Linked DNA regions of Homo sapiens: region 2 is linked to region 1. A link is a loop called in an ENCODE intact Hi-C map of the cell type or tissue named here. Cell type or tissue: GM12878. All regions are shown on one strand. Each heading gives the region's core, and the rest is flanking DNA. Links, peaks and the distances in the headings are about the cores only.

Region 1 (14,093 bases), core at 1,399-9,398:
TCCCAAGTAGATGGGATTACAGGTGCCTGGCTGATTTTTTTTATTTTTACCATGGTGGCCAGTCTGGTCTGGAACTCCTTACCTCAAGTGATTGATGTGCCCGCCTCAGCTTCCCAAAGTGCTGGGATTAGAGGCATGAGCCACTGCGTCCAGCTGCCATATTCATGTTTTAAGCACAATTTAGGATTCCCAAAACACGCATTGTCTTCAACATTAAATTATTGTGGTTAAATAGAATTTGGGTTTTGTAGTTTTCATTTTTATATGAATATTTGTTTTAGCACTATAAAGAGCTATAAACATAATGAATATATACTTACATTTATATTTAATTAAATAAATACAGTAACATCAATACTGAGGGGTGTGGAAGAATTTGTTTAAACTTTTTTTTTTTTTGAGACGGGGTCTTGCTCTTTCACCTGGGCTGGAGTGCAGTGGCGCAATCTCTGCTCACTGCAACCTCTGCCTCCCGGGTTCAAGTGATTCTCCTACCTCAGCCTGCCGAGTAGTTGGGATTACGGCGCCCGCCACTACGCCCAGCTATTTTTTTGTATTTTTAGTAGAGATGGGGTTTCATCATGTCGGCCAGGCCAGGCCAGGCTGGTCTCAAACTCCTGACCTCGTGATTCACCTGCCTCGGCCTCCCAAAGTGCTGGGATTACAGGCATGAGCCACTGTGCCTGGCCAAACTTTTTTAAACTTTATAACTGTTTGTGCCTCTAGATTGAGAAACAATGGCTTAGCATCTGGCAATTTTTACTAAATATTGGCAGTTGTTGTTATGGTTTTAAATAATATGAGCTTTTCGGCCAGGCGCGGTGGCTCACGCCTGTAATCCCAGCACTTTGGGAGGCTGAGGCAGGCTGATCACTTGAGGTCAGGAGTTCAAGACGAGTATGGCCAACATAGTGAAACCCCATCTCTACTAAACTGTCAAAAGTTAGCTGGGCATGGTGGCGGGCGCCTGTAATCCCAGCTACTCGGGAGAATCACTTGAACCCGGGAGGCAGAGGTTGCAGTGAGCCAAGATGGTGTCACTGCACTCCAGCCTGGGCAATAGAGTGAGACTTAGTCTCAAAAAAAAAAATGAATTTAAATAAATAAATAAATAATATGAGCTTTTGGTAATACACTAGTCCAGACTTGGCTGTTTTCCCATTCCCACACTTTGACATGTATACATTCCTGCAATTCAGACACTTTGCTCTCTCTCCCCATCCCTCCCACATCCAAAGCCGCGCTTAGCATGGTTGACACTGACTGCCCAGTAGCCCATCCAGTAGACATGGCAAATTCCACACTCCCTTCCTTGCGGCGCTGCCCTCTGTGACAACAGTGTGGGTTTTTTCTTTGTTTTGTTTTTGTTTTTGTTTTTGCCACTTGCTTTGCTTCTATTGTTTTTCCTCCTCTTGTTCTTTACATACTGTGTTCTCTTAGATTCTACCTTTACCTGTATCTCTCTTGTATATTTTTAAATTTTAATTCTTAAATTAACACAAAACAAAATTGACTGTGTTTGTTGTTCTGTGAATTTTTACACATGTGTAGGTTTGTTTAGCCACTACACAAATGGGACCCAGAACCATTCCATTGCTCCAGAAACTTCCTTGTGTTTCTTTTGTAAACCGACCATACTCTCACCCATTCCTAACTCCTGACAACCACTGACTGACCTGTCCTCTGTCACTAAACTTTTGTCTTTGGGATAATGTCATATAAATTGTATCATATATATGAACTTCTTAGTACCGCTTTTTTATTTTTCTATTTTGTTATTTACTGTAGCTTTTTGTATAGATTGTTTTAGTGGTAACTAGGGATGACAATATACATACTTAAAAATTTACAGTCTACTTAGAATCAGTATCTAATCTTTTCACATGGAGTGTATCAACCTTACACCCTATAGGCCCATTTGCCTACCCTGCTCTATGGTATATAATTGTCTTATGTATTATACTTACGTGCATTGAAGATCAGACAGTATGAGTTTGGTTTTCATCCACCAAACAGAGAAGTCAGCTGGAGAATATTTATCCAAATGTTTACCATTTCTGCTGTTCATCCTTCGTTTCAGGTTTCCTACTGGTATCGTTTTTCTTCTGTCTGAAGAACTTCCTTTAGCTGTTCTCTTAGAGTAGATCTGTTGACAACATATTTTCTTAGTACTTCTTCGTCTAGAGTATCTTTATTTCACCTCGGTGCTGAAGGATAGTTTTGCTGGTTATAGAATTTTGTGTTGATAGCTCTTTTCTTTCAGCACTTTAAAACTGGTGCTATACTTCCTTCTGGCCTCTGATTTTTGATGAGAAATCCAGTCTTTGAAATTTTTGTTCCCCTATAAAGCAATGTGTTGTTTTTCTTTGGTTGTGTTCAATTATTTTTTTCTTTGTCTTTAGTGTTCAGCAATTTGGATATGATGTGTTGTGGCCTGGACTTCTTTGTGTTTATCTTGTTTGGGGTTTGCTGAGCTTCTCAAATATGTAGGTGTATGTTCTTTGCCAAATTTAGAAAACTTTCAACCATTATTTGTTCACGTATTTTTTCTGGCCCACACTCTTTTTTCTCTCTTCTGAGACTCCAGTGGCATGAATGTTTGACTTTTTCCCATTATCCCATAGGTCCTTGAGGCTCTATTCATTTTTATTGGAACTATCTTCCAGTTCACCACCTCTTTCCTGTATCATGTCCATTCTGCTATTGATCCCATCCAGTGAGTTTTCAAATTTGGTTATTGTGTTTTTCAGTTTCAAAAGTTGCATTTGGTTCTTCTCTATATTTTTTGTTTCTTTGCTGAGACTATATTTCAAGAGTGTTCACCATTACTTCTTGGAGCATTTTTATTTTTATTTACTTTGTATTTTTGAAACAGGGTCTCACTCTGTCATCCAGGCTGAAGTGTAGTGGTGCAGTCACAGCTCACTGCAGCCTCAACCTCCTGGGCTCAAGTGATTCTCCTTTCTTAGCCTGCTGAGAAGCTGAAACTACAGATGCATGCCACTATGCCCAGCTAATTTTTTATTTTTTGTAGAGACAGGTTCTCACTATGTTGTCCAGACTGATCTTGAACTCCTGGGCTCAAACAATCATCACGATTCAGCTCCCAAAAATGCCTGGCCCAGCATTTTTATTATAGCTGCTTTAAAGTCTTTGTCAGATAACTCCAACAACTATGCTTCTTAGCAATGGCATCTTGTTGTCTTTTCCCAGGTTTCTTATGCAACTTGAAATTTTCCGGATGTTCATATGCTGCAAAATTTTGCGTTGTATCCTGGACATTTTGATTATTATTTTATGAGACTCTGGCTGTTGGTTTAAATCCTACAGAGATGTTGATATTTTTTATTTTAGCAGGCAATTGCCCTGGTTGAGTTGAGGCCACAGGTTCCAACTACCATTGAAGAAGTTTTCAAAGTCTTTCCAGTACTGTTTGGGTCTGTCCCACAGGTGCAGTAGCCAGTGACCAGACTGGGAGTTGGGTGGTTTTCTCTCCTGTAGTTCAGCTCTCAATGTCTACGTATACTATTTGGGGTCAGCTCCGTGTATGCACTTCTCAAAGGAGAATCCAGGACTTCATGAACAACTTTAAGGGGTTGCTTTTCTAAGCTCCTCCCAGTCTGTGATCTTCCTGGTGCATTTTGGCTCCTGAGGCTCCCTTTTTATTTCTCCAGTGTGAAATCTAGGACTTTAGTTACCCTACTCTGCCATATGCTTCCCATCTATATAGCAATATGGTTTCCTTTTTTTTTTTCTCTCTCTCTTTTTCTGTAACCCAATCTAAGTCTGTGGCTTTTTTTTTTCCCTCATCTTTTTATTTTAAAGGTTTTTCTAAAGCTACAGAAAAGTTAACAGTATATTCTTCAGGCATATCTGGTCACCCTTCATTTACTAGATTCACCAGTTGTTAACGTTTAGCCACATTTGTTTTGCTTTTTTGTTGCTGCATGAGTGTGTGTGTGTATTTATGTACCTTTTCCCCCCAGAGCGAATTATTATTATTTAATATTTTTAAATTCTTTTGAGATGGAGTCTTGCTGTGATGTCCAGGCTGGAGTGCAATGGCATGATCTCCGCTCACTGCAACCTCCACTTCCCAGGTTCAAGCAATTCTCCTGCCTCAGCCTCCCAAGTAACTGGGACTACAGGCATGCACCACCATGTCTGGCTAATTTTTGTGTTTTTAGTAGACAGGGTTTCACCATGTTGGCCGGGCTGGTCTCGAACTCCTGACCTCAAGTGATCCACCAGCCTCTACCACCCAAAGTGCTGAGATTACAAGTTGTGAACCACCGAGCCCAGCCTGTGAATGGTTTGAAGTAAGGTGAGGGTGTCTCGTAATGCTTCTATATACTTTGGCATCTGTTCCTAATCTATCTCCTAATATTCTTCTGTGTAGGTTGTTTTCCTATATAACTGCAGTGTCATTAGCATATCCAAGAAACTTAACTTTGATATGGTAATAATGACTAATATGGAGTTTCTATTTAAATTGCTGCCATTGCCCCAATAAAGTTTTGTCACTTTTTTTTGAGGGGGTGCTCCAGCAATCAGATTACAGATTGCGTTTAACTGTTTTGCCTCTTTAATGTCTTTTAATTTAAAATATCTCCCCCTTCTTTTTTTTTTTTTTTTTTTGAGACGGAGTCTCGCTCTGTCGCCCAGGCTGGAGTGCAATGGCGCGATCTCGGCTCACTGCAACCTCCACCTCCCGGGTTCAAGTGATTCTCCTGCCTCAGCCTCCCGAGTAGCTGGGACTACAGGTGCCCACCACCATGCCTGGCTAATTTTTTTTTTTTTTTTGTATTTTTAGTAGAGACAGGGTTTCACTACGTTGGCCAGGCTGGTCTCAAACTCCTGACCTCGTGATCCACCTGCCACAGCCTCCCAAAGTGCTGGGATTACAGGCATGAGCCACCGCACCGACCCTGTGTTACACTTTTTTTTTTTTTGAGACGGAGTTTCGCTCTTGCTGTCCAGGCCGTAGTGCAATGGCGCGATCTCAGCTCACTGCAACCTCTGCCTCCCAGGTTCAAGTGATTCTTCTGTCTCAGCCTCCTGAGTAGCTGGGATTACAGACAACCACCACCACGCCCAGGTAATTTTTGTATATTTAGTAGAGACGGGGTTTCATCAGATTGGTCAGGCTGGTCTTCAACTCCTGATCTCAGGTGATCCGCCCACCTCAGCCTCCCAAAGTGCTGGGATTACAGGCCTGAGCCACTGCGTCCAGACTCCTGTTACACATTTTTAAGCCTAGATGAGAGACCATGGTTTATGGTCAAGAGGAAGTCGGAAAGGAGCCTGTGTTTTTTGCCTAACCTGGCCCATCTGGCTGTGTATAAGGTGTGAGCGAGTGTGGCCAAGGGGAATTTCTGCCAGGCAAAGGAGCTTTCCCTGTGTCCCCAAAGCCTGGGTGGTTCCCAGAGGCTCCACTTTGATCTGCGGGAGTTCCTTGCAGCTCCCTGCCATAGGATGCCATAGGCAAAGCATTACCTTTCCTTTAAGAAGTCACAGATTGGTTTTTCCTTGTGTCCCTGTTCTCTGGAATGTATCTTTTCCTAGTGTACGGTATTATCAGAGGTCACCACCACCCCCCATTTTTGGTTTCCATTGATAAATTTGAGTATGATATCAATTATAGGGAACGGAGGGAATTAAACTAATACCCTCAAGAAAAACTCTATCTTCACTATAGATTTTTTTTAACATTTGTCTTCAAATATTATTAAGAACATAAGCAAAAAGCATAATAACATAATGACTTTACTACTGCCATTATGAGTCCGTTATGAGTATAAAAAGGCACCAAATGTATCTGAAAATATATAGCAAACTCTCTCCCTATATATAGAATGTATTGAGGCTGTAATTGAGAGTAGAAAAATGATGAAGTATTATTGGAGTCGGGTATTTTGACATCATATAATATTTCTTAATCCTTGTGATGCTGTCATTTTGTGGTATACTTTACGTTGTTCCATTTTGTCCATTCTGTGCTGGAATGTCACTCGATATCTCAGATTAACATGTGATTGAAATATAAGCTCCTTCGTGAAACCAAATGCAAGTACTGACCAGGAAGCAGGGTATCAGTTTCTCTTTGGAGGCTCTACAGTCAGGAATCTGAACTAGTCAGCTGGTTGTTTCACAACCTATACTCTGAAACCTGTATTTAATTTGCTCTTAATAGACTGTGGTTAGGGAAATTCCCACCTTGGTAGTGCCTGGTCTGCAGAGTGGGAATTCCCCAAGGCTCTCTGGCCTAGGAAATCTTCTGAGGTCATAACTGACAAGTGGAATGAATCCCATCAAACCAACAGTGGCAGTATAAGTCTATTAAAAAGTAATTTGGCAATCTGTTTCAAAGTTTATGAGGCAGTCATAATCACACTTTGTTAAGGAAATGATTAAAAAGAACCAATGATAATGGAGGAAAGAATTTATAGACTCATTATTTAGAAATATAGAAACATTCTAAGTATCCAACAATGGGCTATTATTTAAGGAATGGTTATTTTATGGAATGAATATTTTGTAACCATGAGAAATTATAACTGAAGACTTTGTAGCTACATGAAAAAATACAAATGATATCATTAGATGGGGGAGGCTTATATATTGCAATTAAATGAAAATGTATGGTTTTTTTTTTTTTTTTTCTTTTTTTTGAGACAGAGTTTTGCTCTTGTTGCCCAGGCTGGAGTGCAATGGCACTGTGTTGGCTCACTGTAACCCCCGCCTCCTGGGTTCAAGCAATTCTCCTGCCTCAGCCTCCTAAGTAGGTGGGATTACAGGCATGCACCACCACACCCGGCTGATTTTGTATTTTTAGTACAGATGGCATTTCTCCATGTTGGTCAGGCTGGTTTTGAACTCCCGACCTCAGGTGATCCGCCCACCTCGGCCTCCCAAAGTGCTGGGATTACAGGCGTGAGCCACCACGCCCGAAAAAATGTATATGTTTATGTCAAATTGTAGTGAACACATGGGGGAATTACACTGTTGTTATACTGGGGTATTTGGATAATGTTTACTTTTTCCCCTCGCATTTATAAACTGCTATTGAATAATTTTTATAACTTAAAAAGTAGAGTTGTTTAGGCCGGGCATGGTGGCTCACGCCTGTAATCCCAGCACTTTGGGAGACAGAGGTGAGTGGATCACCTGAGGTCAGGAGTTCGAGACCAGCCTGGCCAACATTATGAAACCCTGTCTCTACTAAAAATATAAAAAATTAGCTGGTGTGGTGGCAGGCATCTGTAATCCCAGCTACTCAGGAGGCTGAGGCATGAGAATCACTTGAACCTGGGAGGCGGAGGTTGCAGTGAGCCGAGATCACACCACTGCACTCCAGCCTGGGCAACAAGAGCGAAGTAATGTCTCAAAAAAAAAAAAAAAAAATAGAGTTGTTTAGAAACAACAACTAATAAAGAGGAGAGGTTTACCAACCAAAATGAAAAACTTCGTTTTCGGTCTAGATTAAAACATTAATCCCTACAAGTGTTGACTACTGGTTTTCATTGATCTAATCTGCTACAGATTTATTGATTTACCTCTAAGTCATATTATGAATATTTATAAACTTACAAAGAAATCTATCTAGAAACCCAGTTAACATATAACATCCGACATACTGTATTTCTTGTCAGACAAGGAATATTTTGCACTTGATTTTCTTATAGTAACAGAGGCTATTAGCCCTGAATTTTGTATTATGTATTGTGGCGTTGATGCATCACGCAATACTGATTGTATTCGGTTGCGTGAGAACAGTGTACCAAGCTCAGAGTCAACTACAAGGCCAAGTACAAAGCATGATTGTTACTGTGGACTGTCTTGATAGAGAATGAGGCACAGATCATAAAAATGCCCACTTTTTGGCCAGGCGTGGTGGCTCACGCCTGTAATCCCAGCACTTTGGAAGGCCAAGGCGGGCGGATCATGAGGTCAGGAGATCGAGACCATCTTGGCTAACACGGTGAAACCCGTGTCTACTAAAAATACAAAAAATTAGCCGGGTGTGGTGGCGGGCGCCTGTAGTCCCATTACTCGGGAGGCTGAGGCAGGAGAATGGCGTGAACCCGGGAGGCGGAGCTTGCAGTGAGCCGAGATCGTGCCACTGCACTCCAGCCTGAGTGACAGAGCGCAAGACTCCCTCTCAAAAAGAAAAAAAAGCCCACTTTTACATATGCTACTATATATAAACTCAGCTGTGTTCAATGCTGATGAGACAAAGACTGAAGCTATGTGTCCAAGTCCTCCCATCACGTTTTTAGGAAGAATACTATGCCCAGAGCATCAGGATGTCACAAGATCTCGAAATCACTTCCTTTGAGCGTTTGCTAAAGTTTGGATCTAAGTATCTTTAACCTAGAGGAGAAGACCAAGGAGATATATGAGGAAAATTATGAAGGAAAGAACACTGATATTGTGTTGGTCTAGAAATACTTAAGGGGTGCCTGTAATTTCAGCTACTTGGGAGGCTGAGGCAGGAGACTTGTTTGAACCCGGGAGGTGGAGGTTGCAGTGAGCTGAGATCGCGCCACTGCACTCCAGCCTGGGCAACAAGAGTGAAACTCTGTCTCAAAAAAAGAAGAGGAAAAAAGAAAGAAAAAGAAATACCTAAGGTAGAAGTTGAGAGCAGGCAGAATTTTAGCTCAGAATAAAGGACTTTATAATTATCAAAGTCACCCTCTAACTCAGCCATGGAACTGATTTTCTCATGAGTTTCCATGTTACCAGTCTCTGGGAGTGTTTGGTGAAAGATTAACCATCCCACTGCCAGGGATGTTATAAAAGGGGAAGGAACTACAAGGTGATTGCATGACTCTTGCAGGTCTGAAATTTTGTTATTCTAAGGCATTTGTTTTGTCTTGCCTGCCTGCCTGCCTGCCCGCCTGCCAGCTCCCTCCCTCCCTGCTTCCCTCCCTCCTGACTTCCCTTCCTCCCTTCTGTGTGTTTTGACAGCTGTACCCATTTGCGTGAATTTGTATGACCTTTCGAACATTTCCATCCTCCCAGAAAGTTTCCTCATGTCCCTTTCTAGTCAAGCACCCCAGAGGCAACCACTTTCTGATGTCTATTTTGTAGGCTAGGTTTATCCTTGTATTTCTTATAAATGGAATCACAAAGCATATAATGATTGTTTTCTTATTTTTAGCCAACAAAACTTTTTGAGATTTAGACAGTTGTGGCATGCATGAGTAGCTCATGCTTTCTATTGCCGAATAGTATTCCATTAACAGATATACCCCAATTTGCTTTTCTGTTCTCCTAATGATGGATATTTGGGTTGTTTCTAGTTTGGGGCCCTCATGAATAAGGTTGCTATGTATATTTTTGTACAGGCTTTTTTTTTTTTTTTTTTGAGAAATAGGCTTTTATTTCCGTTTGGTAAATACCTAGGAGTGAGCCAGGCATGATGGCTCATGCCTGTAATCCCAGCCGAGGCAGGTGGATCACCTGAGGTTAGGAGTTCAAGACCAGCCTGGCCAACATGGTGAAACCCCGTCTCTACTAAAAATTCAAAAATTAGACAGGCGCAGTGGCGCGTGCCTGTAAATCCCAGCTACTCAGGAGGGCGAGGCTGGAGAATTGCTTGAACTCGGAAGCGGAGGTTGCAGTGAGCGGAGATCGTGCCACTGCACTCCAGCTCCAGGGTGGTAATAGAGCAAGATGCCACCTCAAAAAACAAAAAACAAAAAACCTAGGAGTAAAGTTTCTGGGTAAGATGGTAGATATATGGTTAACTTGATGAGAATTGACAAATACTTGTACAGCGCCCTTTGTGCCATATTTTCCCCCAACAATTAGTATTGTAAGTCTTTAGTTTGCACACTGTAGTGAGTGTGAAGCAGTATCTTATTTTGGTTGAAATTTGCATTTCCCTAATGACTTAACAATATTTGAGCTGTTTTTCATGTGTTTATTGGCCATTTGTATATCTTCTTCTGTAAAACATCTGTTCAGATCTTTTGCCTATTTTAAAGTTAGCTTTTCTTTATTGTTAATATGTAGGAGATCTTTATATACTCTAGATACAAATACTATGTCAGATATATGTTCTACAAATATTTTCTACCATTCTGTGGCTTATTTATTAATTTTTGTAATAGTATCTTTGGATGAACAGAAAATTTCTCTTGATAGAGAATGAGGCGTGGATCATAAAAATGTCCACTTTTACATATGCTACTATATATAAACAGAACTGTGTTCAATGCTGATGAGACAAAGACTGAAGCCATGTGTCCAAGTCCTCCCATTACATTTTAGGAAGAATACTATGCCCAGAGCATCAGGATGTCACAAAATCTAGAAATCACTTCCTTTGAGGATTTGCTAAATCAGATTGACCAATCTCTTTTCTTTTGTGGATAGTCTTTTTATGTCCTGTCCAAGAAATTTTTGCCTACCTACTCCAGGCTATAAAAATTTTCTCTCTTTTTTTTTTTTCTTTTAGAAGCTTTACAGTTCTAGGTTTTACAGTTAAGTCTATGAACCATCACAATTTTTTTTTTTTTTTGGTATGGAGAGAAAAGGGTTGAGGGGTTTTTTACTTCCTCATACATATATCCAGTTTTTCCAGCACCATATGTTGAAAAGAATTTTCTTTCCTTTGTTGAGAATTGAGCACGTGCGTGTGTGCATGTACACACACACACACACACACACACAAGTCTATCTGGACTCTGTTTTGTTCCATTGATGTGTTTGTCCTTATTCTAATATCAGACTCTCTTGATTAGTATATATTTATAATAAATTGTGAATTTTGGTAACATAATACCTCCAACTTGTTTTGTTCTGTTTTGTTTTGTTTTGTTTTGTTTGAGATGGAGTCTCGCTCTGTTGCTCAGGCTGGAGTGCAGTGGGTGCCTTTCTTGGCTCTCTGCAAGCTCCGCCTCCCGGGTTCATGCCATTCTCCTGCCTCAGCCTCCCGAGTAGCTGGGACTACAGGAGCCCACCATCACGCCTGGCTAATTTTTTGTATTTTTAGTAGAGACGGGGTTTCACCATGTTAGCCAGGATGGTCTCAATCTCCTGACCTCATGATCCACCCGCCTAGGCCTCCCAAAGTGCTGGGATTACAGGCGTGAGCCACCGCATCCAGCCTGTTTTTCTTTGTTAAGATTATTTTGGTTATTCTAAATAATTTTCTTTGTAAATTTTAGAATTGGCTTGCAGGTTTCATTTTAAAAGCCTGCTAGAATTTTGATTAAGATTGCATTCAATGTATAAAATTCTGTACGATATCTGTCAATTGAAAAAAAAATGAACCAGTATCTTTAAAATACCGTGTTCTCTCTTATAAATGAGCAACCAATATATGAAAAAAAAAAAAATAACAAATGAGGGTGAGGATATGTGGAGAAAAAAAGGAACTCTTTTATACTGTAGGTGGGAATGTGAACTAGTACAGCTATGATGGAGAACAGCATGGGGGTTCCTCAGAAAACCACAGATAGAACTACCATATGGGTCAGGCCAGTTCTCCTTTTTTTAGGCCTTCTTTCATTTCTCCCAGCAATGTTTTATAGTTTTTATTATAGAGGTCTTACACATCTTCAGTTAGATTTATTTCTGAGTATGTAATATGGCTTTTGATGCCGTTATAATGGATTTTTTTACTTTTATTTTTTCTCCGTTCTTTATCACTGGTATATAGAAATATATTGCCTTTTACTATTGACTGTATGTGCAAATTTATTAGATTTACTTACTAGTTCTAGTAGTTTTTAAATAGACTTTATCGTTTTCTGGGTGTACAATCATGTCATCTGCAAATGCACCTTTACAGCTCCCTTTCATACCTTTTTGCTTTCTTCCCCCCTGCCTTATTGAACAATCTGGGACTTCTAATAAAATGTTCAACAGATGCTGTCAGAATAGACGTCATAGCCTTGTTCCTGATCTTAGATAAAAAATGTTCCATGTTCCACCTGTAAGTATGATGTTAGCTCTGAGAGTTTTAAATATAGATAGCCTTCCTCAGGCTGAAGAAGTTCCCTTTCGTTTCTATTTTGCTGATAATTTGTATCATGGATGGACACTGAATTTCGTCATACCCTTTGTCTGCATTTATTGAGATGATCATACTATTAGCTCCTTGAGTCTGATCATTGATTTCACATCTTTCTTCTTTACTAATATATGCATTTAGAGCACTAAACTTCCATAAGTCGTGCTTTAGTAGCATCCTAAAAACTTTTGTGCTAGGTTGTTGTCTTGTTCTATTCAAGCTGCTATATTAAAATGCCATCAACTGGCTGGCTTATAAACAATAGAAATTCTCACCGTTGTGGAAGCTGGGGAGTCAAGATCAAGGTGCCTACAGATCTGGTGTCTGGTGAGGATCTGTTTCCTGGTTCATAGACAGCTGTCTTCATTGTAACTTCACATGGTGGAAGAAATGAGGATGCTCTCTAGGAACTCTTTTATAAGGTCATAAATCTCATGCATGGAACAGGATTCGTTCATTCATACGGGCTTTACTCTCATCACCATTCACCTCCCAAAGGCCCCACATCCAAATGTCATCACACTGGTGATGAGGCTTCAACATAATTTTGAAGGCACACCAACATCCAGTCTATAGCAGTTGTCCTTCTTTCTGCTTTCTGCTTTCTCTTGTGGTTTCATCTTTGCCCTGTGGGGAAATCAGAAGTGTTTTCCTTAATTTTCAAATATGACAGAATTTCCCATTTTTGACATGTGTCCTTTCATCATGATGAAAAGTTCCTTTTTATGTCTAATAATACTCCTTTTCAAGAAGTCTGTCTGGTCTGATATTAATATAGCTTTGCCACCTTTCTCATACAAACACTATGCTTTATAGTGAGTTTCATAGCAAAGTATATAGTTGTGTCATCTTTTTTTAAAAATCTTGCTGGGGGAGGGATAGCATTAGGAGAAATACCTAATGTAAATGACGAGTTGATGGGTGCAGCAAACCAACATGGCACATGTATACCTATGTAACAAACCTGCACGTTGTGCACATGTACCTAGAACTTAAAGTATAATTTAAAAAAGAAAAAAAATCTTGCGTGATACCCTTTGTCTTTTAATTGAAAAGTTTAGTCTGTTTACATTAATGTGACTATTGATATAGTTGAATTTAAGCATGCCAGATAGATATTGTATTTCTGTTCCTTTCATCCCATCTATCTTTTGTTCCTCTTTACCCCTTTCCTGAATCATACATTTTTAGTATGTAATTTTATTTCTTCTGTTAATTTTTATTTTAAAACTATACCTCTTGGCAGGGCATATGTGTGTGTGTGTGTGTGTGTGTGTGAGTGTTTTCTTGGTTTCTTTTTTAAGTTATTGCTTTAGAGCTGAGTTGTTCGATACATGTAGCTATTTATATTTTAATTCATTGAAATATGAGAGAATTAAAATATGTTCTGAGTATTGTATAGAAAATGAATTAAAATGAATCAGGACTAGAAACAAGGATAAGTTAGGACATTGTTTGTTTGTTTGTTTGTTTTTTCCCCCAAGACAGAGTCTTGCTCTGTCACCCAGGCTGGAGTACAGTGATGCGATCTCACCTCACTGCAACCTCCACCTCCTGGGTTCAAGCAATTCTCCTGCCTCAGCCTCCCAAGTATCTGGAATTACAGGCGCACGCCACCATGCCCAGCTAATTTTGGTATTTTTAGCAGAGAAGGGGTTCCACCATGTTGGCCAGGCTGGTCTCAAACTCCTGACCTTGTGATCCGCCCGCCTCGGCCTCCCAAAGTGCTGGGATTACAGGCGTGAGCCACCAGCCCATTCATTGTCTTTATCTTTTCATATTTATTTTATCTTGCTGTATACAAGGCATTCTCCTAGGGGTGGGAGGTATAAGGATGAATAAAAATTAGTTTGTATCATAATCTTCCTGTTAAAGACATGTAAACAAATCGATAGAATATAACTATACGGTCTATAAATAAGAGGTTTGTAGGAAGTGCTGCAGGAGGCAAGAAGCAGGAGCACCCAACTCCTTTGTGCCTTTCAGATACTATTCTTTTTGCATGGGTTGCCTTTTTCCTGCTTTTTCACCCATGTCGCCTTCAGAATTTAGCTCACACATCATTCTG
Region 2 (16,844 bases), core at 3,897-11,896, 98 kb after region 1:
GTTTCGCTCTTGTTGCCCAGGCTGGAGTGCAATGGCACCACCGTGGCTCACCGCAACCTCCTCCTCCCAGGTTCAAGTGATTCTCCTGCCTCAGCCTCCCAAGTAGCTGGGATTACAGGCATGCGCCACCATGCCCGGCTAATTTTGTATTTTCAGTAGAGACGAGGTTTCACCATGTTGGTCAGGCTGGTCTCGAACCCCCAACCTCAGGTGATCCGCCCGCCTCGGTCTCCCAAAGTGCTGGGATTATAGGCATGAGCCACCGCACCCTGCCTAATTGGGGAATTTTCAACCCCAGAAATTTATAAACACTGGTGAAACAAATGTTTATCTTGGGTGATTGATGTTCATGCCCTGCCTAGGTTCCAAGATCTTGACGAGATAACAACTTAAAGCTCTCTACATCTCCAAGTGTTGGCAAACGTAGTTGATTGAGGCAAACCCAAACTGAAAGGAAAGGAGTTTACATTACATTTAGAGTAACAAATAGCCTAAAGCGGTAGCTTCTAGACACAGCGGTAACTCTACTTCACTGACTGGAAGCAGGAAGTGGTATGACCAGTATTAAATAATGTAAGAATGGCCCGAGCACGGTGGCTCACACCTGTAATCCCTGCACTTTGGGAGGCTGAGGCAGTAGATCACGAGGGCAGGAGATTGAGACCATCCTGGCTAACACGGTGAAACCCTGTCTCTACTAAAAATACAAAAAATTAGCCGGGTGTGGTGGCGGGCGCCTGTAGTCCCAGCTACTCAGGAGGCTGAGGCAGGAGAATGGTGTGAACCTGGGAGGCAGAGCTTGCAGTGAGCCCAGATCGCGCCACTGCACTCTAGCCTGGGCGACAGAGTGAGACTCTTGTCTCAAAAAAAAAAAAAAAAAAAAAGCGTAAGAATGAAGACGGACGCAGGCAATCCCCTCTTTTCCTTCCAAATCATCGAGGTTTTGTGGCTGAAATACAGTTCCTCGGTTTGCTTGGGAAATGACATGCAGACACAGTAAGGCTCAGCATTCTGTATAGCATAGATTGGGAATTAACCATGTGACCACATTTGCACCATCTGAAGTTGGAATTCACAAAAAAAATGTGGAAAACTATGATGAGCTATGCATCCGGGAGAAAAGGTCACTGTGCCTGCGTGAGTGTGTGTTGGAGAAGGCTTGTGTTGGTCACCAGTGCCATCTGAAGTCCAGAAGCAGATGTGAACCCAAGATGGCCTCAGACTGCAAACTCCTAGGCCAAAGGGAAATGACCTTCTACCAACAGAGAATCAAGGAAAGTGAGAGAGGGCTCGCAAAACACCGACAAGAGAAAAACCAGGTGGGAAGGTGAGTGCATCTGGCTAATTGGTCACAGACTGTAAATTCCCCTCAAGCATCTTGTTTTAAGCCACATCTGCTGCTGCTACTTAGAAGAGCCTGGATCTTCTGAGGAGTTGCAAAGGAATGCTTGCAAGGACAGATGCTACTCAGGTTTGGTTTGGTTTTGTTTTGTTTTGTTTTGTTTGTTTTTGAGACAGAGTTTCGCTCTTGTTGCCTAGACTGGAGTGCAGTGGCGTGATCTCGGCTCACTGCAACCTCCGCCTTCTGGTTTCAAGCAATTCTTCTGCCTCAGTCTCCTGAGTAGCTGGGATTACAGATGTCCGCCACCACACCCGGCTAATTTTTGTATTTTTAGTAGAGACGGGGTTTCACCATGTTGGCCAGGATGGTCTCAGTCTCCTGACCTCAGGTGATCTACCCACCTTGGCCTCCCAAAGTACTGGGATTACAGGCGTGAGCCACCATGGCTGGCCCGGTTTTTTTGGTTTTTAAAGTGGAATAACAGAAGTACATTTGCTCACAGAGAGTTACTTGGAAGAGGGAAAGACAAAGCAGGAGTGCACGTGGCAGTGGAAGGAAGATGTTGGAAGAGCACTTAGGAAAACCTGAGCTGATTTCCTCATCAGCCTTTCCATTGCCAGGAACTCTCCTGTGCCTGTGGGTGCCAGGGCTGGGCTGGCCAAAGTACAGAGGTCAGAAAGTTCCACCTCCGCCAACTCACGCTCCACATGTGCTCACATCCATGCTTCCTTCAGTCACTGACACTTTTACTGTCCATCTTCTTCTGCTCAAGAGGAAAGGACTCCCATCAGTTCATCCATGCTCCCACGTCAGAAACAGAGTGTGCTTTCCCAGCCAGTGACATTTCCATTTTAAATGGGAACGGAGGAGGAGGCTGACTGTGACAAACAGGAATCTACCAGCAGTGGAATTTTGGGTATCCTGAAGCTGTTTGGGGAAGACACTTGGGAAAAGAAAGGACTTCTTTTTACCCATCAGGTCATCTCTATTTAGGTAACCACTTGGTCCACCCTTGCTAGGTACATGGAATAACTTTGTTTATAGGAACACCGCTTAAGATACAGTGGGGTCCCAACTTGCCCTTCTTTCAGAAGATGCTCCTGCTGCATCCCCAGCTAACAAACATTCATTTATTGAGAGACAGACACTCACTATATCACCTAGGCTAGTCTTGACCTCCTGGGCTCAAGTGATTCTCCTGCCTCAACCTCCCAGGCAGCTGGGACTACAGGTGTGTGCCACCATGCCTGGCTAATTTTACTGTTATTTTTATTTCTTTAGAGATAGGGTCTTGCCGTGTTGCCCAGGGTGGTTTTGAACTCTTGGGCTCAAGCAGTCCTCCTGCTTCAGCCTCCCAGGTAATGGGAACCATAGGCGTGAGCTACTGCATCCGGCTAACAAACATTTATTGAGTACTTGCTGTTGCCTAGCCCTGGAATGATGACCTCTATTCAGCTTGTATGAGAAGTCACGAATGCTGAAATAAAAGATGTCTTTCTCTCTTTCATGTACCAACCAAGGAAGCATCTCCACATCCATTTTGTTGCCACCTCTGGCCCTGACTCTAAGCTTCCTTGGCATTTTAAGTAGATGAAGAATCATTCCATTAAGTGGGAGTGGCAGGAAGGGTGACAGTGATGAGATTCTCATACTCAGTTCTAAAGATGAGTTTCTATACTCACTAAACCACATTAGGAGCAGGATTCACTTTTTCTTTTTTTTTCTTTTTTTTTTTTTTTTGCAAACTCTGGGCATATGCTATCAGACTGTATGCAAAATGATACAAGGTTTGAACATCTCTACATCAAGTTAAGATTGCAGTTTAATGAGGTAAACATAAATGAGAGCTGACGTTTTTGGAGGTTCACTGTGCATTGGACACCATGCCAAATGCTTCCAAAGCATCATGTCATGAAGTCCTCATACCTGTCCTGTATGAACAGATGCTGTTATTCTTCCCATTTACAAGATAAGGCAACTAGTAAATTCATTGAGCTTGTCTCTTGACAGCTTATGTAATTTTCTGTATATGTATTATACTTGAGTAAGATTTATGTTGAAAAAAATAATGAGATGAGGCCCAGAGAAGTTTAGTAACTTGTCTAAAATCACCCAACTAGTATTAGCAGAGGCAGGATTCAGCCACCACCTTTGTCTCACCTTGGAGCTCACACAGCCCCTACTCTGTACAGCTATCCTTTACATTTAAGTATAATTAAAATCATACTGCATGGCAAGCGGTTACTACAAATAACTGCTTTATATTCACTTACACAGCTAATCCAGCTAATCCTTCATTTTGTCATGTCTTCGCTATCTAGAAATGCCCTTGGTTTGTTTTTTTTTTTTTTTAGTCTTTCAACAATTTACTTCTTTTTTTCCTTCCAGCCATTTACAAGTTTATTGTTGAATGAATGAATTCATTAATTAATCATGTCATAACATTTACATTTACACTAATATACATTTTTTTTTTTTTTTGAGAGATGGAGTTTCACTCTCGTTGCCTAGGCTGGAATGCAGTGGTGTGATCTTGGTTCACTGCAACCTCCACCTCCCAGGTTCAAGCTATTCTCCTGCCACAGCCTCCCAAGTAGCTGGGATTACAGGCACGCACCACCACGCCTGGCTAATTTTTTTGAGACAGAGTCTCTGTCGCCCAGGCTGGAGTGCAGTGGTGCGATCTCAGCTCACTGCAAGCTCTGCCTCCCAGGTTCGCGCCATTCTCCTGCCTCAGCCTCCCGAGTAGCTGGGATTACAGGCATGCACCACCATGCCTGGCTAATTTTTTTGAGACGGAGTCTCACTCTGTCTCCCAGGCTGGAGTACAGTAGCACGATCTCGGCTCACTGCAATCTCCGCCTCCCGGGTTCGCGCCATTCTCCTGCCTCAGCCTCCTGAGTAGCTGGGACTACAGGCACCCGCCACCGCCCCCGGCTAATTTTTTGTATTTTTAGCAGAGGCAGGGTTTCACCGTGTTAGCCAGGATGGTCTCAATCTCCTGACCTCGTGATCCGCCCGCCTTGGCCTCCCAAAGTGCTGGGATTACAGGCATGAGCCACTGCGCCTGGCCACACCTGGCTAATTTTTTGTATTTTTGGTAGAGATGGGGTTTCACCATGTTGGCCAGGCTGGTCTCGAACTCCTGACCTCAGGTGATCCACCTGTCTTGGCCTCCCAAAGTGCTGGGATTACAGGCATGAGCCACTGCACCCAGCCTCCTTTTTTTGGGGGGGAGGGGGGACGGAATCTCATTCTGTCGTCACGCTGGAGTGCGGTGGCGCGATCTTGGCTCACTGCAACCTCTGCCTCCTGGTTTCAAGTGATTCTCCTGCCTCAGCCTCCCGAGTAACTGGAATTACAGGCACCTGCCACCACGCCCAGCTAATTTTTTGTATTTTTAGTAGAGACGGGATTTCACCTGTTGGCCAGGCTGGTCTCGAACTCCTGACCTCGTGATTTGCCCGCCTCAGCTCCCGAAAGTGCTGGGATTACTGGTGTGAGCCACCGTGCCTGGTCCCAGCCTACATTTTCAAGATAATATCCTAGATTTGTTCATTTCTTTAATTTGTCTATAAACAATTATTGAATGTCTGCTACATGCTAGGGACCAGGACTATAAAGTTGACTAAGGTGGTCTCTTCTTTCAAGGGGCTCGGAGTCTAATAGGAACAGTTAGGCTTGTTTTAAAAAAGACTAAGTCAATAAAGTGTTATGGGTTCTAAGATAAGATCCCTTCACATAGAGAGGAGGCATCAAGGAAGAAATGGCTAGGATGAATGAGAAAGACCTCATAGAAGAGGTGACTCTGAGTTTTCAAATATAAATTAGTGTTGGCCAAGAGCCAGGGAGGTGGCAGGGCCAACAAGGCTCACTCCATTAGTCTGCTCAAGCTGCCATAACAAAATACCAGGCGGGGTTGCTTAGCCAACAGAAGTTTATTCTCTCAGAATTCTGGAGATTAGAAATCCAAGATCAGGGTGCCAGCAGGGTCGGTTTCTGCTGAGGCTTCTGTCCTTGGGTTGCAGATGGCTGCCTTCTTGCTCTGTGCTCACGTGGCCTTTCCTCTGTGCATGCTCAGAGTATGCAAGTTCAGAGAAGGAAAGAGCCCTCTGGTGTCTCTTCCTCTTCTTATAATGACATCAGTCCTATTGGACTAGTACCCCACTCTTATGACCTCATTTTCATTTTCATTACATTTTCAAAGTTCCTGTCTCCAAATACAGTTACATTGAGGATTTGGGCTTCAACATATGAATGTTGGGGTGATACGATTCAGTCCATAATGCTTACCAACACTAGAGTTTCCCTGGCCCCTAGTTCTTCCTTATGTTTCATCAATGAAGTACCCTCCTCTGCACACACCTTCTTAAGAATCCTTTCCCATGCATTCTTCCCATCCCTGGAAGTCTCTAAGGAGCGATTCCTGATTCCTGTCTGCTCCTTGTTGTCTGCTCTAAAGAGTGTAAGACTGCCAAAGCTCCTGTTTATGAAACGCCTGGCTTCAGATGTTCCACCCTCACTCAGAGCTGATCCTGATGGAGAAGCAACAGTTGCCTTCCATGCAGGAATCTTCTCTTTCAGTGATTCTGTTGTATTTCCAGCTTTCCTGAGCCATTGAGGCCCACCATAGGGTTTTGCACATAGTAAGGGCTCAGAAAATACGAGTTCTCTTCCTCTTTCACTTTATCACCATTAGGCCTTCCAGCCAGACTTCATATCTTTCCTTTCCTTCCTATCTTGTGTTACGCCATCTCTCTCACTAAGAGTTCTTTGCTGACCCTGGGGCCAAATTAGCAAGATGTGACCAACAGCACTGCAATAGACATCAGAAGACCCAAACCCTAGGCCACCTCTAGGCTAGCCGTGGAATCTTCATCATTTGCTTCATCTATAAGATGGAGAAAATAAGACTTGGGCCAGGGGCAGTGGCTCACGCCTGTAATCCCAGCACTTTGGGAGGCCGAGACGGGCAGATCACTAGGTCAGGAAATCGAGACCATCCTGGCTAACACGGTGAAACCCCGTCTCTACTAAAAATACAAAAAAAAAATTAGCCAGGCGTGGTGGCGGGTGCCTGTAGTCCCAGGTACTTGGGAGGCTGAGACAGCAGAATGGCGTGAACCCGGGAGGCGGAGCTTGCAGTGAGCCAAGATCGTGCCGCTGCACTCCAGCCTGGGCGACAGACAGAGACTCCATCTCAAAAAAAAAAAAAAGTACTATAAATGGTGACCACATAAAAAGTTAAACATGACATCTGGGGTTACTGCAAAGCTTAAAATGGATAACATATATGTCACGGTTCTTTGCAAAGTACAAAGTGTCGTATTCACTTCAAAATTAATGACAGTATTCTATTTTTATGGTAACATTTTCTGGGTAGACCGCCGGACCTTCTTACACCTCCTATCTCACTGTCATCACTTATCCAAGGACCTTAATCAGGTCTTTGAGAATTCTTCATAGCTACCTCATGCCCAAGTTATAATGTTCTCATTAAAAAAAAAAAAAGTCTCTAAAATTCCACATCTTCTGTGAGGTCCTCATAAGCTGATTACAGGTAGGGGATGACTTCCCCAGGAAGCCGTGTAAGGCAGTGGCTGCAGACACTGTTTTGAGGGGTCTACAATCTGACTTTCTGGATTGGAATCCAGCTCCATTGGTTACCAGCTGTGAGACCTCGAGCATCCCTTAGATACTCCTAGAATACTGCCTAGAAACTAGAAGTATTCATGGGATCTACCCAACATTGGGAGATTTGTGAGGGTGAAATGAATTATAGCATGTGTATTCTTCAGAACAATGCTTGGCACTTTGTAAATGCTCTCACTATTCATTATTATTTTTCTTTATCTACCTAGGAGACATGGAGGTCCCTGGCTGCTGTGTCCCAGTGGTTATTTAGTGATTGTACCCAATTCAATAATATTGGTGAAATGAATTTAAATTTGCTTAACCAACCAGTATCCATGATGATACCGGATATTCATGTTTTGTTCTATTTTCTGTCAGGTTACTTTAATCTGTCTTGAAAATAATCTTCCTAGAGTTGCTTGCTGGTTGGGTGTAAGGCCTTGTGTTTGGAGAGAAGATGGGGGGCATGAGAGCTGAATAGCTAGTGGCATCTGAGGACTTGGGGCATGGGAACTGCAGAGCACATTCTTAGAAACAGCCAGAGAGCATTCAGCGAGGGGAAGACTTGTTGGCTCAAGAGGAAATTCTGCTGCTTCCAAACCAGCTTGGTGAAGCAAGATGATTCTGCAAGCCCTAGTAAGCCAGGGCCAGGACTGTGAGCTGTGCTGCTGAAGGGGTTCAATGCCAAAGTAAAGAAAGGGGATTCTTTTTAGTTGGAGGTGAGAGGAGGAAACTCCTTCCTGTAGGCCTCAGAATAAAGCATGCTCGAGATTAGCCATTAGCAGGTAGCTGGAGAAATATGAGTGCCTCCTCTTTATTTTGTCTGCTGTAAAGTTATCTTTCTGAAGTCTGTGTTGTGTTATGAAAGAGACAAGTTTAATAAACAGATTCTATTTTTGTTCAAGCTGTGGCTTAGAAAAGCACCATAAATCTCTGAACTGGGAACCCACTGGGCTCTGTATGCCTGTCACTCTCCCTTCCACCACACGGTGGTGACACACCTAAGCTGCAGGTCTCCCACGCCAGTGAATGCTGAAGCCCCACGGACAGGCCCCACGGTGGAGACCGTGACACTGACTTCCAGGATGCCTTTGCTCTACCCTTATATCGTTCATATGTTTAGTACCCATTTATTTGTCTGAGGTTCTTCTTTGTGTAAAGGAATTGCCCTGTGGGCAGGGACTCCGTCCATCCACCTCTGGGCCAGTCCTGTACCTCCTGGATTCCCAGTGCCTCTGCCCCAGCTCCAGCAGCTTCTTCCTTAGCTCTAGTCCTGGTCTGGTTAGCTGGCAGCACCCCATCCAACACTCAGGAACACATCAACACAGGAGAAAATCCCACTTCTCCTTAGTTCAACTAAGGCAAGGCGGGAGGATTTGAAAGAGAACTTTTCCTTGGAAACAACACCAAAATATACACAAAAGCATAAATAAATGAATACGTTCACAGAGTTTAGCCTGCAGAACCAGACTTAAGATAAAACAGCAAGCAATAAAGACTGGCTAGCGGAGCCTTTGGACTGTTCAAAGCCCAGTTTCTTCCCCAACCTCAATCTCTAGGAATCTTGTAGGGCAGTTTAGCAAAGATAGCTCAAATCCTATCCCAAGATAGATTTTATTTATAATTTGTGACCTATGTATTCCAAAGAGGACATGGGTAGTTTACAATAAAAGATGTATGTATATATAAAATCTCAAAGCTGTTAAAGAATAGAAAATGTTTACATGTAGAAGAGAACGTAAATAAAATATGTCCAATTCCTAAACTAATACCATATTTGAGCATTAAATTTAGCACTGAGGATAGAATCTTGGAAAACCAACACAGAAAGGGAAATATGATGTGTACCACAATGGAAGTATTTAATAGGAAAGGAAAGAAACATACTTTTTTTTTTTTTTTTTTTGAGACCGAGTCTCACTCCCATCGCCCATGCTGGAGTGCAGTGGCGTGATCATGGCTCACTGCAGCTTCAAATTCCCAGGCTTAGGTGATCCTCCCTCCCTCCTGAGTAGCTGGGACTACAGGTACCCACCACCACACCCAGCTAATGTTTTGTGTTTTTAGTGGACACGAGGTTTCACCATGTTGCCCAGGTTAGTCGTGAACTCCTCGGCTCGGGTGACTTTTCGGCTTCGGCCTCCCAAAGTGCTGGGAGGTGTGAGCCACTGCGCCCAGCCAAAACATACTTTTTAAGAAAGGCAAGCTTTTTCCTGATACTGAATATTTAATCTCAGTAATTGAAGCATATAATTCTACAGTGATTTTATACAACACACACAAACTCTATTTGGTTGACAGTAATATTTGTTCGGGTTGATTCTACTTCTGGATCCTCATTTCTTCCTAGAACTTGTTCCATGTTCACCATGGCTATGCAACATTCCCTTTTTGAAGCTGACCTTAGGTAGTGCGGAAACCCCCAAAGGGTTGTCTTTTTCAGCAGAGGACATTAGACAAGAATGAGCCTCCCAGGGGACAGGGTTACTGCACCCTAATAAGAAGCATGTACGTCCTGGACTGGGTGGCAATGTGTGCCTTTCCCCTTTTCCAAACAGGAGCTTTTGGTAGCATCCTCAGGGCATTTGTCTACAGGTATATATCGGATATATTGGAAATAACTAAATTACTTGGTCATAATATGGAGAACTATTTATGAACTGGGTTGAGAAGATGACCATTAACCAGAGATCTGGGACTTGTACCACAGAGGCCCCTCCTTCCCTCGCTATACTGTAGCAAGATGTGATTTGAGATTTTTCTCCCGTTGGGAAGGAAGTGAATGCAGTTTTGGTTGTGCTTGGGATAATTATATTTTGATAAATGTATCAAATTTGCTTGAAATTGTATATACCTGTGTGTGTGTTTGTGCGTATACGCGCACACGTGCTTGCTGAGCAGCCAAGAGGAGAGTGTAATGAATGTGTGTTCTCTTCTGTCTCTAACACCCAATACCTGCGTGTTCCATGGCGTTCAGATGCAGGTGGCACTCACCCCCATCCTGCCCTACACCTGCCCTCAATCCACACACAGTGGCATGCATTTGACATAGACTTTCACCTGGTGATGAGTCAAAATAATGGCATAATTTAAAAAGACAAATAGTGCAGGGTGTATTTCAAAAGAGAAAACAGAAAGCAAGAGTCACCTGTTTCACCTTCCTTCCCCTACACCCCACTCTCCAAAGGAAGGTACTTTCAACTCTTTCACACTCTCTTCTTGGTTTTGCTTTCTTATTTCTAAATAATGTACTTGTACTGACATGACTCGATTTGCTTGCAATTCTAGAAGCTGTCTCTTAACTTCCTCCTGTGGGAAATGATTAGTTCTTTCATTGTCCGCCCACACACATGCTCAGGCACTCACACTTCTTTCTCTGTGCTACCAACAGAGTTAAACTACAATTGTTAGTTATCACTCATTGTTTTCATTTTGACCATATCAATATCATTAACAGAGCTACGTAGTTTATTGTAATTAGATCTCCTTTCTCATGCAATATTTTGTGTTTTTTTGGAACTTATTGTCATTTTTCCCTTTGTGTGTTTTGTTTTGTTTTTGTTTTTTTGAGACGGAGTCTTGCTCTGTCACCCAGGCTGGACTGCAGTGGCGCGATCCCGACTCACTGCAAGCTCCACCTCCCGGGTTCATGCCATTCTCCTGCCTCAGCCTCCCGAGTAGCTGGGACTACAGGCGCCCGCCACCACACCCAGCTGATTTTTTGTTTTTTTTTTTAGTAGAGATGGGGTTTCACCATGTTAGCCAGGATGGATTTTCCCCTTTGTCTATTATAATTCTTGCCCTAAATTACTACCAAACTAAAAAAAAAAAAAATTTGTGGGTATCGTCAGATGCACATCAAATAATCTGTCTTTTTTATATTTTCCTTGGGGTCAGCTCTCCTGGAGTCCTCGTCCTTCTAAACCAGTCCAAACTGGTAGCTGTCTAGGACAGCACTCCTCTGCTAGGCCTTCTTAATATCTTCTTGAGACTTTCCATCAACTCTTTCTTCTTTTGGAGCCCTTCATTCCTGGAACTCATTTTCTTGCTTGATTTACCCCCTTAAGCCTCCCCTAGCTTTCTAAGAAAGAGTACTTGGGAAATAAATTTTCTTGAGATAGTACTTGTCCAAAACTATCTTTATTATCTCCCTTGTTGTTGATTGATTGACTGCATATAAAATTTTAGGCCGGAAACAATTTGCACTCCAAATTTTGGAGGCATCTTGCCTTGACTACTAGCTTCCGGTATTGCCATAGAGAAGTCCAGTGCCTGTCTGATTCCAGAACCTTGTTGTACATCCTATTTTGCTCTTAGGAGCATCTCTTTAGTCCCAGCATCCTAAATTTCACACAGAAGGCCTTAGCATAACTTCCCCGCTTACCCCCGTTATTGTGTTGGGTATTTTGTGAACGCTTCAGTTTGAAAATTCATGTCCTTCAGTTCTCAAAACATTTTCTTATAGCTTTCATGATTACCTCCTGTGTTTTCTCTTTTCTTTCCTTCTGCTGCACCCCTTAATTGGATATTGGGTTTCATAGTTTAATCCTTGAATTTCCTTATTTTCTCTTCTGTCTTTCATTTTTTGGTTGTTTTGTTCATTTCTTCAAGTGAGTCTTAAAATTCTTCCATTGAAATTCTTTTATTTATTTATTTATTTATTTATTTATTTTATTTATTTATTTCGAGACGGAGTCTCACTCTGTCACCCAGGCTGGAGTGCAGTGGCGCGATCTCGGCTCACTGCAAGCTCCACCTCCCGGGTTCACGGCATTCTCCTGCCTCAGCCTCCCGAGTAGCTGGGACTACAGGCGCCTGCCACCACGCCCGGCTAATTTTTTTGTCATTTTAGTAGAGACGGGGTTTCACCGCGTTAGCCAGGATGGTCTCGATCTCTTGATCTCGTGATCCACCCGTCTCGGCCTCCCAAAGTGCTGGGATTACAGGCGTGAGCCACCGCGCCCGGCCCATTGAAATTCTTTATAGCTGCTGTCTTCCTTTTTCACTCCAAGGCTTTCTGATTTTTTAATTTATTCTGTTCTAATTTCATAGATATTACATATTTTATCTCTATGATAATTGTAATTATTGTTTCTTTCACATTTTCTTCTGTTCTTTGCGTTGTATCTTGTCATTGGATTCCTTTTTCTGTTTTTTTTTTTTTCAGGGGGAAGGTTGGTTTTTTGTTTTTGGTTTTTTTTTTTTTTGTTTGTTTGTTTGTTTGTTTTGCTTTTCTCCCCCCCCCCCCCCTTGTCAAATGTCTAGTGATGCTTGGCTACCCATTAATGTTAAAGAATGTAGGCCAGGCATGGTGGCTCACACCTGTAATCCCAGCACTTTGGGAAGCCGAGGCGGGTGGATCACAAGGTCAAGAGATTGAAACCATCCTGGCCAACATGGTGAAACCCTGTCTCTACCAAAAATACCAAATTAGCTGGGCGTGGTGGTGCTCACCTGTAATCCCAGCTACTTGGGAGGCTGAGGCAGGACAGTCACTTGAACCCAGAAGGCAGAGGTTGCAGTGAGCCGAGATGTGCCACTTCACTCCAGTCTGGCGACCGAGTGAGCCTCCATCTCAAAACAAAAAAAAAAGAATGTAAAAAGACATATGAAAGTTCTATAGGCATGGGTGGGATCTGTTGAATTGCAGATTTCACAGAAGCATTATCAGGCAGGGGAGGACCTAGTCATTGATTGGGGATCCCAAACAGGACTATCTGCATTTCTTTTGTCTTTGTTTAGTCCATCACTGCTGAGAGGAGCCCTGTAGTCCCCCCTAATGAGTGGAAACTTGGCTGTTAATTGTCTGGGAGCCAAACAGGAAGAGGGGACAGCCAGCTTCTCATGCCCTATGAAAACCAGGATTTCATCTCCCTATTTCCAGCATCTCGTCATATCCCTTTCTTCTTCTGTGCCTGTTGCCCCCATGTTTCAAGCTCCCCAGTCCAGTTTCACCTGTGAACATCTCTCCTGAGAAGATAGGGGAGAGGTAGTTTGCCTGATTGTGTGCGGTGGTGGCAGGGACCTGGGGTGCATCTGGCCCTCATATAGTCTTTAACTAGTCCCCCTGTTTTTAGCCTCACCTGCAGGAGAACCTGATGGAGCCTGCCCCACCCCAAATCTGCTGTTTAGGTTTCATCGTCATCTACTGTAAGACACTGATGACTTATCCATCTGCTTTCCATCTCCTGACATTTTGTTGCTGTATCTGATGGGATGTCATTTTCTCTCCTGTTCTTTTGGTTTATATATTTATACCATTCCCCACTAGTAGAGTTTGGGGAGCGGGGAGAGATAACCAAGGGCATTCAGTTTGCCCACGTGAAATCAACACATGACATACATCATCCTTCCAGGCCTCATTTACAGCCCCGTGAGACAGGTAATGTCATTCCCATATCACAGACAAGAGGCAAAGACCCTGAGAGGTGAGGGCCAGTGCTCAAGGTCACGTAGCTGGTCAGTGGCATAGCCTCAGCTCGAACCCAGGTACACCTCTGAAGCCCACTGTTTCTACTACCACGCCACCCTTTTTCTGAGTCTCTGGGGTTTTGCAGGGATTCCTTTACCACACCGAACAATATTCATCAGGAATACACACCACACACCGTCCCAAGGGGCCACATAGTTCAGCTAACAGGACTTTTTTTTTTTTTTTTTTGCTTCCCTTTGTTCCCTGAAGCAATTATTTCTTTATTTCATTTAAAGACTCAGCCTCTGCAGCTGCTGTAGCCAGCTTAGAGTTGTCTGAAGGTTGAAGACAAGAACCAAAGCCGTGAGCTTACAAGCTATCAAACTTGAAAGATGTATTGAGGTGAAATATCGCTGCAGAGCCTCCCTACCAAACCTTTTTTAAGTGCTTTTTCTTTCCAAAATGAAAAAGAACCGTTTGTACTACACATGCATAAAATCGTCAGCTCTGGCAGTGTTCAAGACAATATTTTTTTGTAACTACCCACCCCAACATAACAGACAGTGTTGTCTCCCAAAGCCAAAATAATTGTGTGTGTTGTGCCCTGATATTTAGAAGTCAAAGATCGGCGTATGTGTGTGGGCCGAAACGTATGCCCTTCCTACTCTCTTTTGGAGAAGAGAGCCTGTGCTAACAGTTAAATAACTTTCGTTTTCATACCGAATATTTAAGTTGCAAATTTGAGCCATGTGGGCAGGGGTTTGAAATCAAGAGAGCTGAACTGCTGAGGTGCTTTTGGAGTTCAACCATTTGGATCAAACGTAGACTGACTTCACGGGGAAGCATTCAAGTTGAGTTTTTCATCCCATCTATGATCTTGCCTTATTTTTTTTTTTAAGCCTTACCAAGTCTGCTATTTCCCTCGGCGTTTCCAAAGCGCTCCATATAGTTATTGGCAAGTGTGGGATGCGGTAATATGGGGATTCCAGAAGAAGTTCGTTACAATTTTTCAGAAGTATTGAGTAAATTAGTCACTTTTGAAGGGAAAATGTGAAGGTATTGTTTGTCTTTAAAGTATTTGTTTTTCTAAGCACAAGTGCCTTAGCAACTGTATGTGAAGACAGGTTTATTTCAGCAGAATTTGTAGTAAACAATGTGTTCATTTATGACCAGGCATTGGTACATGTACTAGTTTCATTTGCAATTTTCAGGCATGATATAACCAGCATGTAACAATTCCAAAAGATGTTTTGCCTTTTTGTATTTATTTAACCAGGGTGATCACTGTTTGGGACTACCAGGCTTGGATAAATAGGCACCCTCGATCTGCCCCATGCAGGAACAGATGGGCATCTCATTGTGTGTAATGTTCTGGGCTTCACCCTGGCTTCTGGAGGCCGGCCTTAGAGAAAAGGCCCATCTAGGTCAGACCAGGAAATGTGGTATTGAAGACACCCAGCAGTCCAGGGCCTCAGGTAGACGGAGATGTCCCAGATGTTTCTCCTTTTTTTTTTTTTTTTTTATCACTACTTTGGACCTCTACACTGGTTTCTGCTGATTCTGGTTGTTTTATATCCAACACCTGCAGAATAGAGTTTGGTGGCTCAGCACCAAAGACAGTGTTTCCGTCCACCAGATGTTGCCTGAGGTGTTTGTTAGAAATGCAGATTCCTGAGTCTGAGCCCAGGCTTCCTGAAGCTGATTCCCTGAGCCTTGGGGCCTGGGAATCTGTTTTTCTCTCTAAGCCCTACCCACAACCTGTGATTCGTGGGCAAATTGTTATTATCCATAGTGTCCAGATTTCCCTGATGATAAGAATCACACGATGCTCTTACTAAAAATACAAATTCCTGGGCCCTCTCCCGGAACCGCTGAATCAGAATCTCCAGGGGGGTGGGGCCTGGGAAGCTGGGAGAATGGAACCTAGTATTCCAGAAAACTTAAGATCCTAAGGCCAAGGTTCCCTGCTGGAAACCATCAGAGGAAATAAAGCAAGCCCCACCCATGACTTTGAAAAACTTTGCCTCTGTTAATTAAAACATAAGACTAAGGGAGAGAACTGAGAAGGATCTTGCGTGTTTCGGCCCCTAGAAAGTCAAGTCAGAAACTTTTTGAGGTTAATTTTACCCATTTACCTGTGATATTTCTAGGACTTTTGAAGTTTTCTAATTCTGCTAAGTCGAAGTCTAGATATAAAGTCAGTCCTTATTATTCTGCTGATTAAAAGATCTAGAGGAAACTTTAAACTTATTTTTTTCCCTGATTATTTCAAAAAGTATGTTTCATTTGCCTTGACTTTTCAAAAACAAGAGTAGCTTTATACACTTTTAAAGAAAAAAAATTTTTTAAACAACTGTCATTGCTCATATCTTCTGAACTTTCCTACTTTATCCATATGTAAACTGTGAGCTTCTGAGGTCCAAAAAAACATGTATTGTTTATCTCCGTATCTCCAGGGTGCAGACCATTGCCTTAAGTGAATGCTGTATGAATTGAGAAGAAAATATTTTATTTTCTCCGTAGTTTATTTTCTTTAGCTAAGACGATCAGAGTTAAACCTAACCTTTTTTGCTTATTTGTTTTGGTGAGCCGTCTTGTAGTTGATCATTGGTTTATTAATTTGAAGATTTACACAAGGCAAGATGCTGATTTTTTAAAAAAGGAAAACTTAGAGACAAACCATACAATTGTACATATCTGAAAAGAGCTGTGCAGATCCCCTGTATCCTGCTGAGGAAATTTCATTGCATAAATGGGTTACTATTAGTTGATGGAAAAATTAAGTTAACTGGAATCCCCAGTTCACTGACCATGCCAGTTAACTGAGGTATGAGTGTCCTGTTTAAACTCTCAGAGCTATTAAATTAAACGATCATGACATGAAACCTCAGAAAAGTCTTATTGTTGTCTAGAAAGATTGTGTACAGGTGTTGCTAGCCTACTTTAGAATAAAAAAGGCTTCAGTATTCTCAAAAATCATTTCCTCTCCCGAGGAAATACACCACAGTAAAACAGCCTTTTCCAGTACTGTAATTGCTGGCTTTCTGCTTCAAAAGAAAATCCTCGAATATGATTCAGGTTACAATTTCCATCAGACTTTTCTGAGTAGACTATAATAATTTTGTGTTTGATTAATAAAATAATTCCAGAAATGAAAAGAAATAGAATTTAATCCATAGAGACCAAGGTTGTTGGAAACATGCAGTTATTGAAAACATTGCTTTTAATTTTGAAAGATGCATACAGTTCAACCTTATTAAATGAAAAGAATGTCGTTCTATCCATTGCGAAAGCTCCACATTCCAAGTTCTCATGGTACTTTTCTTGAGTTTATACTTTAACCCCAGTGACATGAAAACACTGAGAATTCTATTTCTTTTATTTGTTTGTTTGTTTGAGATGGAGTCTCGCTCTGTCACCCAGGCTGGAGTGCAATGGCATGGTCTTGGCTCACTG

What was found. Hi-C counts contacts between places; a loop is a spot of excess contacts. Peaks named below come from ENCODE experiments on the same cell type or tissue, not always from the same donor. Only the 100,000 strongest peaks of a DNase experiment are listed, where the experiment ranks them.
Region 2: a loop joins it to region 1, with 3 times the contacts of the local background. A loop is called at or near these places in 2 of 110 quality-filtered maps.

What each region holds. Positions count from the first base shown.
Region 1 is chr17:9,381,382-9,395,474 of GRCh38, reverse strand. The region is part of intron 6 of STX8 (syntaxin 8); the gene reads left to right. Among named protein-coding and RNA genes, the nearest start is that of STX8, 190 kb to the left of the region's middle. In GM12878, for the core only: no CTCF peak of the experiment used is centred there; a DNase peak (open chromatin) is centred at 6,194.
Region 2 is chr17:9,283,480-9,300,323 of GRCh38, reverse strand. The region is part of intron 7 of STX8 (syntaxin 8); the gene reads left to right. Among named protein-coding and RNA genes, the nearest start is that of NTN1, 270 kb to the right of the region's middle. RefSeq lists an enhancer at 9,960-10,069. In GM12878, for the core only: a CTCF peak has its summit at 7,960; DNase peaks (open chromatin) are centred at 7,948 and 10,243; H3K4me3 peaks cover 1,396 bases; H3K27ac peaks cover 442 bases.